Linked DNA regions of Homo sapiens: region 2 is linked to region 1. Evidence: chromatin loops called from intact Hi-C (ENCODE). Cell type or tissue: gastrocnemius medialis. All regions are shown on one strand. Links, peaks and the distances in the headings refer to the core of each region. The heading gives the core; the rest is flanking DNA. Region 1 has its middle 140 kb from the start of PRDM13. Region 2 has its middle 90 kb from the start of MCHR2.

Region 1 (5,395 bases), core at 99-5,098:
GTGTTGGAGGAAAGGGATTCCTGTACTGTTAACATACTTTCGGAGGGAAGTTTAGCAATATTTAGCAATTTTAATGGACATTCCCTTTGACTCAGCAATTCCACTTTCATGAATATGTCCTCTAGTTGAACAATAGCATATATATTCATATATCTATACACACACACACACACAAACACACATATACACGGTTGACCCTTGAACAACTCAGGTTTGAACTGCACAAGTCAACCTATACTGGAATTTTCTTCTACCTCTGCCACCACAAGACAGCAAGACCAACAGTTCTTTCTCCTCCTTCTCTTCCTCCTCAGCCTACTCAACATGAAGAAAATAAGGATGAAGACCTTTATGCTGATCCACTTCCACTTAATGAATAGTAAACATATTTTCTCATCTCTATGATTTTCTTAATATTTTCTTTTCACTAGTTTATTGTGAGAGTACAGTAGATGATACCTACAACATGCAAAATATGTGTTAATGACAGTTTCTGTTATCAGCAAAGCTTCCAGTCAACAGTAGGCCATTAGTTAAGTTTTTGGGAAGTCAAAAGGTATACATGAATTTTCTACTGCATAGGGACCCGGGGTTGGGGACGATGATCAGCATTCCTAACTCCCACATTGTTCAAGGGTCAACTGTACACACAGATTTTTGTACATGGAAATACATTTACTCAGATGTTTGTTACACCATAGCTTATATTTGGAGATAAAAAACACCAGAAGTAAACCAAATATCCCAGAGGAAGGCTGACTAGATATGTGATGACTTATTCATCTTCATATAATTAAATACTATATGTCCAATAAGTGAGGTAAATATAGATATTACTACTGGCATAGATATTGCTAAGCGAAAGACAATGTTGCAAAAGTATATAGAATGTAGTCTTTTTTTCTAAGATAATATACAGGTTAACGTATGCATTTAAAAATTTAGAGAAATATACAGCAAATTGTTAACAGTGATTATCTCTACAGTATTAAAGTAGGGAGTCACTCTATATTGAACATTTATGATTCGTTTATGCATTCAGCTAAATATTTTTACTATTTATCCATTTATTTATTTATTTATTTTTGAGATGGAGTCTCACTCTGTCGCCCTGGCTGGAGTGCAGTGGCGCGATCTCAGCTCACTGCAACCTCCGCCTCCCGGGTTCATCAGCTAATATTTATTTAGCACATACAATGTGCCAAGTGATCTTCAAGGTGTCAGGAAACCTAGGGAGCAAAACAAAGTCATCAGTGTGTGATCCTTTTAAAATCAGAAAAAACAATACAATTCCTGGGATTTCAGCTATTTTAAGGAAATAAAGAAGTGAGAACCATTCATCCCATTACCCCTGTTAAGACTCTTTACCCCTTTTTTCTTGTCCAGAACTTTTTTGATGTTAACCTAATCACAGCCAGATTTTTTTTTTCTGAGACAAAGTCTCATTCTGTCGCCCAAGGTTGAATGGAGTGCAATGGTACCATCACCACTCCCTGCAACCTTGGCCTCCCAGGCTCAAGCGATCCTCCCACCTCAGCCTCCTTAGTAGCTGGAACTAAAGGCATGCACCACCACACCCGGCTAATTTCTGTATCTTTTGTAGAGATGAGGTTTCACTATTTTTCCCAGGCTGGTCTTGGCTCAAGTGATCCCCTGGCCTCGGCCTCCCAAAGTTTTGGGACTACAGGTTTGAGCCACCACACCTGAAGATCTTAATATAAGCTATCATTAAAGCAATCTCTATTAGGTCTAAATGTCTTATGAAAAAGATTGTATTATACTTTATTATCTATAAAACTTAAATACTTTTGTTACTATATATCTGAACCTGCAATTATGTAAGAGTAATGAAGTACATTTGTGATTTCATTACATATACTTTGACAGTAATAAGATAATTATGTATACGTAAATATGACTATGTAACCATACACATGAATATTTTCACAAAGCTTAAATAATAACTATAATTGTTTTTACTCATGAACCACAAGATAATATTAAGCTTATGGATCTGTAATATTTCAATATCTTATTCAACTTACTACTAACATATATTAGAAGATTTTCAGATTGATACTAATATTGTAAGAGTATAGTAAATTTTATTAAAACGTATATGTTTCTTATACAATATGTAAATGCTAATATTAATTCATATGCTTCAATTTTTTTAAAATCTAGTATGTATTCTCTCAAAAATGTCCTAATATGAGGGTTTTTTTTCCTTTTTTCCCTTTAAATTAACAAAAAGTATTTAAAGAATTATTCACAAAATGTCTTTGACTTCAATGAAAACTCATACTTATTAAAGGTAAAATTTTTAGAAAGTACTTAGGGTTCTTATTCATAATGTTCTGAACAAATTATAACTAACTCCACTAGGATGGACAAACAGACAGATACAAAATATGTAAGGGGGAAAAAAGCCAACAAATAAATTCTAAATACTTACAAAGCAACGTTGTAATGTAATAGCCGTGGTCCCCTGACAGTGAGACTAATCACTGTGAAAGGACATCTATTCAGAAAGTGTATTCATTTGCATCATACATGAATTGCCTAGCCCTAAACTCCCCAACGCTAAAGTACTTGTGCTACAGCTGGCTGTAATTTACACAAATTTCACTAGATGGCAGTGTGGGTCGAGTAGCCAAATGTTTACAAGTCATGTCTTCAAATTTGATACCAGACTAAGAACATTACACAACTGGACTCCTTGTTATCATCAAAAATAGATTGTGGCTGGGCACGGTGGCTCACGCCTATAATTCTAGCACCTTGGGAGGCTGAGCTTGAGCTCAGGAGCCAGATACCAGCCTGGGCAACATGGTGACACTCTGTATTAAAAAATAATAATAAAATAAAAAGTGTTTTATGAATAAAAGACACATCACATAAAAGCATAATAAAAAGACAATGTGAAGGAGCAAGATTTTAAACAAAAAACACTCTGAGCACATTTGCTCTGCTGTTTATCTCTCCTAGTATCTCAAGCTTGAGGGTGCTTAGGACACACACCTGAGAAACTTGTTTAGAATTCACATTTCCAGTCCCTGCTCCCACCCTTGAGATTCTTAATGAGAATGTCTGCAACAGAACAGAGCTCAATTTTCAAGAAATATCTAAGGTTGTTCTAATACAGCAGGATCATGAGAAACACTGCTCTAAAGCATGAATCCCCAAAGAAGTGGCACATTTGTATCATCAGCTCCAATCCAGTCACTCCTGTGACCACAATACCCAGCCCATCCCTTCCTGCATTCTCCACATATCTGAAATATTGTATTCGAATGTCAGCACATTAAAGATATCAAAGCAAGAGTGGAAACTGTTTCTAGCCTTGGCAACAGCTCAAAGACTCATCCCTTCAAAAATAACTTTAGAGGAATTTATTGCCAAGCAGAAGCCCCTGGACTGCAATGAATTTACTATTTGCATCGACTATGATAAACTTAACGATTTTTAAAGAAGTTTGTCAAACCATTCACTCCTGAAGCAAAAAGAGCTGTACCAACCACCTTTTGTCATCTATCCACCATTCTGACTCTTGAATTGGACTTCTAAAAATTGTCCTATGTATTTCTTGCATTTCTCTACTTTTTGTCCACACAAAGCCATCCCTTCCCACTTGCCTCCTGGACCATAATTCTCCTGCACCCTACGCAGCATCCACCTGCTCTGTCTTTGTTCATGACCTATCGAATCTCGCCTCCATCTTGGCTTCTCCCATAAAGACCTAACATCTCAGGCCAGGCACAGTGGCTCATGCCTGTAATCTCAGCACTTTGGGAGGCCAAGACAGAAGGATCGCTTGAGCCCAGGAGCTCGAGACCAGCCTGGGCAATATAGGAAGATCCTATCTCTTCAAAAAATAAAATTAGCTGGGCATGGTGGCATGTGCTACTCAGGAGGCTGAGGTGGGAGGATTTGTTTCAACCTGGGAGGTCGAGGCTGCAGTGAACCCTGTGATCACGCCACGGCATGCCAGCCTGGATGACAAAGCAAGACCTGCCTCAAAAAAAAAAAAAAAAAGAGAGAGAGAGAGACCTAACATCTCACATTTTCCCACTTAAGAATCTGGCATTAGTGGCTGTCATCTGTAATAATTACCAATTCGTGTCTAATCTTGAAAGAATACTGTGAGTGGCAGATTTAAAGAATAAAGAATCTTTAAGTCAATGCTATGTAATAGTGTTACTTGAAAACTGAGCTCTGTTCTGTTGGAGACCTTCTGATTAAGAACCTCAAGGGTGGGACCAGGGACCAGAAATGTGAATTCTAAACAAGCACTAATTACTAAGTAATTTAGTGTTTAATTACTAATAGAAGTGCCCACAAGTATTTCACCAATTAATGTAGTTTTTATTGACTGTGGGTAATTCATCTCTACTGTGTTTCAGTTATTTTCATCCACTCCTAGAGTTTTTATAAGGAGTAACTACTAAATTTTATCATATTTGAAGTAACTTGAAATAATTAGATGGTTTCTCTCCTTTAATTCATTAGTATGGATATTTCTATTGCTAGATTTCTAATCTTGAACCATTCTTTGATTCCTGAAATAAACTCTATGAAGTGATTTTTCTTTTACTATCCTGCTGGATTAGGTTGGTAGTAACCTTTTCTTCAATGACTTTGCATTTATGTAATTTTTGTCATCTTATAATTCTAGATTAGTTTCATCTAGGAGTTAACTGATCTTTACAAGTTGGCTAGTCCTTAGTAGTAAAACTATCTGGGCTTGGTGCCTTTGTAATGATAGATCTTTACTTTTCTGATCTCTTCTACAGTGATTGGTCCATCATGATTTTATATTTTGTGGGGAATCAATACTAGTGTTTTCCTAGGAAATAATTCATTTTCTCTAGTTTTTCAAAATCATTGTCTTAGGGTCATATATAATGTTTCCTTGTAAATCTATCTTTCCAATTGTGGTTGTATCTATAATTTTTGATGTTTGTCTACAGAGAGTTTTCAAGCTCCAGGACACTCTCTTCCCCTTCCAGTCTACTTTTGGGTAAGCTGATAAACTCCCTCTTTTGGTACTGGTGGGATGTTCAAACAACGCAAGCCCCAACCCACATGTGGGAACCTTCACCTCAGCCCTAACCTTTAACCACAATAAACCACAAACCAGTCTCCTTTCCCTGCACTCTCAAGCCATTTTTGGACCTGCCTAAGAGCCTGCCCTAATCTTCCAAAAAGCTTCATTATATGAGCAATAAATCTTTACGTGCTCTCTTGATGCATGTGTGATGTCATCATTCTTGACATCCAAAGAGGCAGAGGGAAGGCAGGTGTCCATCCCACCTCTGGAGGGTAACATTAATTGGTGCTGTGAGCAGTGTGTCTGAGTAATGACCACTACCATAAGGGTGTCTTTCTTCTCTTG
Region 2 (5,395 bases), core at 223-5,222, 340 kb before region 1:
TATTCTCAGTATAGTCAGTCATCTTTCTATGTACTATGTTTTATTTGGATTAACTTTAACATGAGCACAACTTTGGTAAAATGATACATAAATCTTCCATACCCATCACAACTTTAGGCATTAAGGCAAAGAGTGCAGATGAAACATCACTGACATTTACTTGGGCACTCTCCACTCTTTCCTGTCATTGGAGGTGGCCTCACAGTCTTTCACAACACAAGTCTCCAAGCATCTACTATAAATTAGTTAGGTTTAAAATGCCAGAAGAAACCCAATTTTTTTCATTCCTGGAATAATGTTCTGTCAATAGAATGTTATTGCACGTGTTATTCCATACCGCTAATTCTTGATTACAAAATCATAAAAAATACCCAAGTGCTTCTGGAATTAGTAAATTTCCATAATTTTAATTATAGATTATCAGTAACTTTTAACTTTCTGATTTTTCCACTTCTCTCATTCTGTCACAAATTTGTCTTCCTTAAATCCATTTTTTTTTTTTTTTTTTTTTTTTTTTGAGACGGAGTCTCACTCTTTCGCCCAAGCTGGACTGCAGTGGCGCTATCCCGGCTCACTGCAAGCTCCGCCTCTTGGGTTCATGCCATTCTCCTGCCTCAGCCTCCCGAGTAGCTGGGATTACAGGCGCCCACCACCACGCCCGGCTAATTTTTTGTATTTTTAGTAGAGACGGGGTTTCACCGTGTTAGCCAGGATGGTCTCGATCTCCTGACCTCGTGATCCGCCCGCCTCGGCCTCCCAAAGTGCTGGGATTACAGGCGTGAGCCACCACGCCCGGCCAAATCCATTTTTACTAAAGTGCCTCTTTTTTAAAAGCTTCTTTGCTTTTTCAGTGACTACTTAATTAAGTCTAAACCCTTTGCTCTCACATCCAAGACCCACCACCATCTAGCCCAGTGTCTCTTTTCAGTCTCACATAATAAGAACACCATTCCTAGACAACTAGAACCACTCATTTCCTAATACACACTTCTTAACATCACCCTCTTTTCTTGATGAGCTCTGTCAGAGTCCTCTTTCCTTTCTTTAATCTTATTCCAACTTTGCTGGTCAAAATTTCTGCCAGTTTTCTAGATTGACCAACTGCTCTCTGAGTTTTAATTATCAGAGAGCTGTATAAGAATGGTTAAGTTACTTCACTTTCCATGCCTCAGATTCCTCATTTATAAAATGGGTACAAACAATAACTACTTTATGGGGTTGTTATGAATATTACATAAGCTACTCTATGGAAAGGTCTTAGAACAATGACTGAAACATGGTAAGTGTTATGCAAGCATTTGCTATTAGTTCATGATTATAATTTAAGAAGTTGGTCTTTTATTAAACTGTAGTACTATTTGGTATTATCTTGTGATAAGGTACTTATCACACTTGCTTTGATACATTAGCATATATATATTCTATGCTCTTTTTTAAATTTTAAGTTTCTTTAAGGAAGTTACAATGAATGTAACAAATTTTTGTATCAAAAAATCAATAATATAGTGTCTTGAATATCACTGGTGATTGAGAGATATTAATTGAACCCAATGTTTTGACAAAAGAATGCTATCTATTGAAATAATTTAATGTGTATTACATTTTCAAAATTCCTTGCATTTTTCAATCTTACACACAGTAAGTTATTTGCTAGAATCTCTGAGCAGGCAATGAACTTCAAAAGGATTGCAATTCACCTTGTTACTTCCAAACAAATGACCACTTCTCTTCATTTAATTGATCTCAAAGGACAAAAATACTTCAATAATTCTTTTTGGTCCATTCCAGTGTTTGTTTAGCTTAATTTTTTTCTAGCCAAATTCTGTTGATACAGTGAGTGTCTCCCAAAGATATTATCTTCTCAGTCTTTAATGCAAGTAAAGCAAGATTATTAGCTTCTTCTCAAAGGATCTATTTCTCTCATTTTTAAATCAACTTGAATCCCCTGCCCAGATTCACTCTCATTCCTGCACTGAAAAGAGAATATAGAAACCAGTGCCAAGAATCAAGGATGAATGATTTTCTGGATATGTTGAAATTTTATCTTGTATTTTTCATAAAGGCTGCATTCTTGCCTAGTGCTCACGGTGATTGATAAGACTCTCAGAACTTGGCTGCATATGTGTGGATTTTCTCCATCCCAGAGCGGCCTAAGTTAGTCCCTAAATGAACTGTTTTGCAACATGGTCTATAAGCCATTCTCAAATATATCAAGGAAATTCTAGAAGGTGTTATGTGCCCCAGCTAATTTAGTGTCATGAGCAAATGTGATGAAATCTCAATTTCTTTATCCAGGTCAGAGCTATTAAATGAAATCAGCCCTTGAGAGGCTCCTGAGGAGCAATTCTTAATGGGTAATCTTTCAGCTTGTTATGCACCCACTACCAGTGGGTAGGTCCAGACTTAATCTTTTTAGCTTATAGACAAAACTGCCAAGAGGTGAGTAGGTGGTGGTGGTGAAGGAGAATCTAAAGGCTTGTTAAAATCAATCAGGGTATGCCTATTACTTTTCCTTGGTCTAAACACAGCTCACCTCTCATATAGCACGAATGCAATATTTTATAACATGACTCATTGCTCAAAGAACCATGTCTCTCGTATATAATGCTTTGTTTTTATTTACATCACTGGAGTTTATCATTGGATCATTTTTAATAATTCCAAAGCTTTTTATGTTACTTTTTAGGTTGTCCTAGTCTAGAAAACTATTTTAAGAATGCTCCTATACACTGCAACAAAGACTAAGAAGTCTACAAAATAATGGGTGAACTTGTGGTTGAAAGCCTAAAGTGATAAATGATAACCACAAAAATCCAACATGTGAAGAAATACTCTGTTCTTTTAGGAAAGGGAAAGGCAGTAAGGGAAGATTAGATCTAAAGTTTTCCCAAAGGCTTACGTCCTGAAAATTGGAAAAAGACCAAACTCTGGAAACTGTTAAGATTTTTTAAAAGGGATTAGGCCTGAAAGCAGGCTGAGGGATAACGACTCTAAACTGAAAGATGGATTCTGCCCAATTGATATCAGATGTCTGAAGTTAAACACCAAGTAATCTTTCCATTTTACTTTTCATGATAGTGACAGGCAAATCAGAATCTATTTTTGATGCTCTTTCATGGCAGATATTGGAGAATCTATCCTGCCTCTGTACATTTGGTGTTTATGACAGGTCATATTTTCTTTGAAAGCCATAGGAATTGAATATATACTAACCCAGGAAGTGGCATAAATGACCCAATAGAGATGTTACCAGTCCTCAAATTGTTTCTATGCCTTTGAACATCTGCCAAAAGAAGTTAAAAATATTTTAATACAGCTGCATTTTTACTTGAAATGAAAATAATGTATTGCTTTGCTCACTGTAAAGATTACAATTATTTACTGTTTAATAAAAAGATCAAAAAGGAAAATGACAAAAGTTAAAAATCACTTGGCAGCTTTCCACTCAACCACTTTTAGCTTGTTTGTATGCATCCTTCCATCTCTGTGCATACATAAGCACATATAAAATTGTGTTTCCAAGTTTCATATGTAGGATCGTATTATGCAATATATTTTCATTCCACAATATATTATGAGTGTTTAATGTCAAAAATACGTTTAAATGACTGCATAGAATTATATTGGATGTATGTACATTTAGGTTGATGGATATACAATGTTTGTAATGTTTTGTTATTATAAATAAAACTTCCATAAACAACTTTCAGTATACATATTGACAGATTGGTGCAGTTGTCTCTTGAAGATAAATTATTAGGTGTGGTGTTTCTGAGACAAAAAGACTATTCATTTATATTTTTGATACATATTACTTAACTGCCCCCCAGAAGAGCTTTTTCAGTTTACTCCCAAAACAATGCATGATCTACTTCATTTACTTTGCTAACACTGTTTACTGTTGCAAACACCAAGTTTCATCAACTTTTTCATTGTTGTCCACCTTAGTGAAAATGATATTTAATTGCTTTATGTTTCTTTGGTTAATAGTAAAGCTTAAAATATTAATGTGAATTTTTAATCTTTTGTGAATTGTCAGTATATTATGTCCTTAGTCATCTTCTTTTCTATTATTGATTTTAAAGATCATATTTTTAAAAATACATATTAGGATGGTCAATTTTGTCTGCCATATTTAATTAAAATAATCTCCTGAATTTTTTACTTATCTTTCAGTTTTGTGTATAGTATTCTTTAATTGTGAAAATTTGTAGCTTATATAGTCAAAGTTTTATGTAGTCAATTTTACACTTATAGCTTTTATGTCATAACATGCCTAGAAAAATACTCAATTCTAATAATTTTATTATGTTACTTTTTGCATTTAAATTTTGTGATTCATAAGGGATTGATTTCTGTATGAGGATGGAGATAGGGATTAATTTTTTTTTCCAGTGGCTAAAATATTGTCCCAATATCCTTTGTTGAAAAAATCATTATTTTGCTCAGTTAGTTAAAATACCCGTCTTATTTTAGGCAAAATTTTTATATACACACGGTTATCTTTTTGTAATTTCTCTAGAATAATTGGCCTGTCTCTGTCTATAGTGGTAATATCAACTATAGCTTTTTGATATATCTTAATAGCTAGTGAGTAGAGAAATTTTATTACACTTAAAGAATATTTTTAGTTCCCCTTCTAATACAGTGATCCCCAGCCTTTTTGGCACCAGGGACTGGTTTCACAGAAGACAATTTTTCCACGGACCGTAGGTGGAGTGGGGGATGGTTTTGGGATGATTCAAGTGTATTACATTTATTGTGCACTTTGTTTCTATTGTTTGACATTGTAATATATAATGAAATAATTATAGAACTCACCATAATATAGAATCAGTGGGAATCCTGAGCTTGTTTTCCTGCAGCTAGATGGTCTCATCTGGGGGTTATAGGAGACCCTGACAGATCATCAGGCATTAGATTCTCATAAGGAGCATGCAACCTAGATCCCTTGAGTGCGCAATTCACGATACGGTTTGTGCTTCTATGATAATCCAGTGCTGCTGCTGATCTGACAGAAGGCGGAGCTCAGGCTAACATGAGTGGTGGAGAGCAGCTGTAAATATAGATGAAGCTTTGCTCACTGGGTCCGCCGCTCACCTCCTGCTGTGTGGCCCAGTTCTATGGACTGGTACAAGGTTGGGGACCCCTGTTCTAATATATTATTCTAGATAAAACACTTAGTCAATTTCCAAAAAAATTATTGGATGTTTAAGTGAATGACTAGGTGAATTTCAGTGGAATTAATTTTTGCCCTCTGGTGGCTTTGTGATGTGTCAGCTTGGCAAGGCTAAACTACACTTCCTGGAATTCCCTTTCTTATATATTTTCAGGGAGATGCTTGGATGAGATTTGGGGGTGAAGCAACAGACATTTTGTAGCTCACACACTTTAT

What was found. A loop is a pair of places that touch in the nucleus more often than their neighbours do. Peaks named below come from ENCODE experiments on the same cell type or tissue, not always from the same donor. Only the 100,000 strongest peaks of a DNase experiment are listed, where the experiment ranks them.
Region 2: a loop joins it to region 1, with 3 times the contacts of the local background. A loop is called at or near these places in 1 of 110 quality-filtered maps.

What each region holds. Positions count from the first base shown.
Region 1 is chr6:99,743,714-99,749,108 of GRCh38, reverse strand. No RefSeq gene overlaps it. Among named protein-coding and RNA genes, the nearest start is that of PRDM13, 140 kb to the right of the region's middle. In gastrocnemius medialis, for the core only: a CTCF peak has its summit at 2,626 (motif pointing right); a DNase peak (open chromatin) is centred at 2,708; H3K27ac peaks cover 635 bases.
Region 2 is chr6:100,081,959-100,087,353 of GRCh38, reverse strand. No RefSeq gene overlaps it. Among named protein-coding and RNA genes, the nearest start is that of MCHR2, 90 kb to the right of the region's middle. In gastrocnemius medialis, for the core only: no CTCF peak of the experiment used is centred there; no DNase peak of the experiment used is centred there; H3K27ac peaks cover 1,932 bases.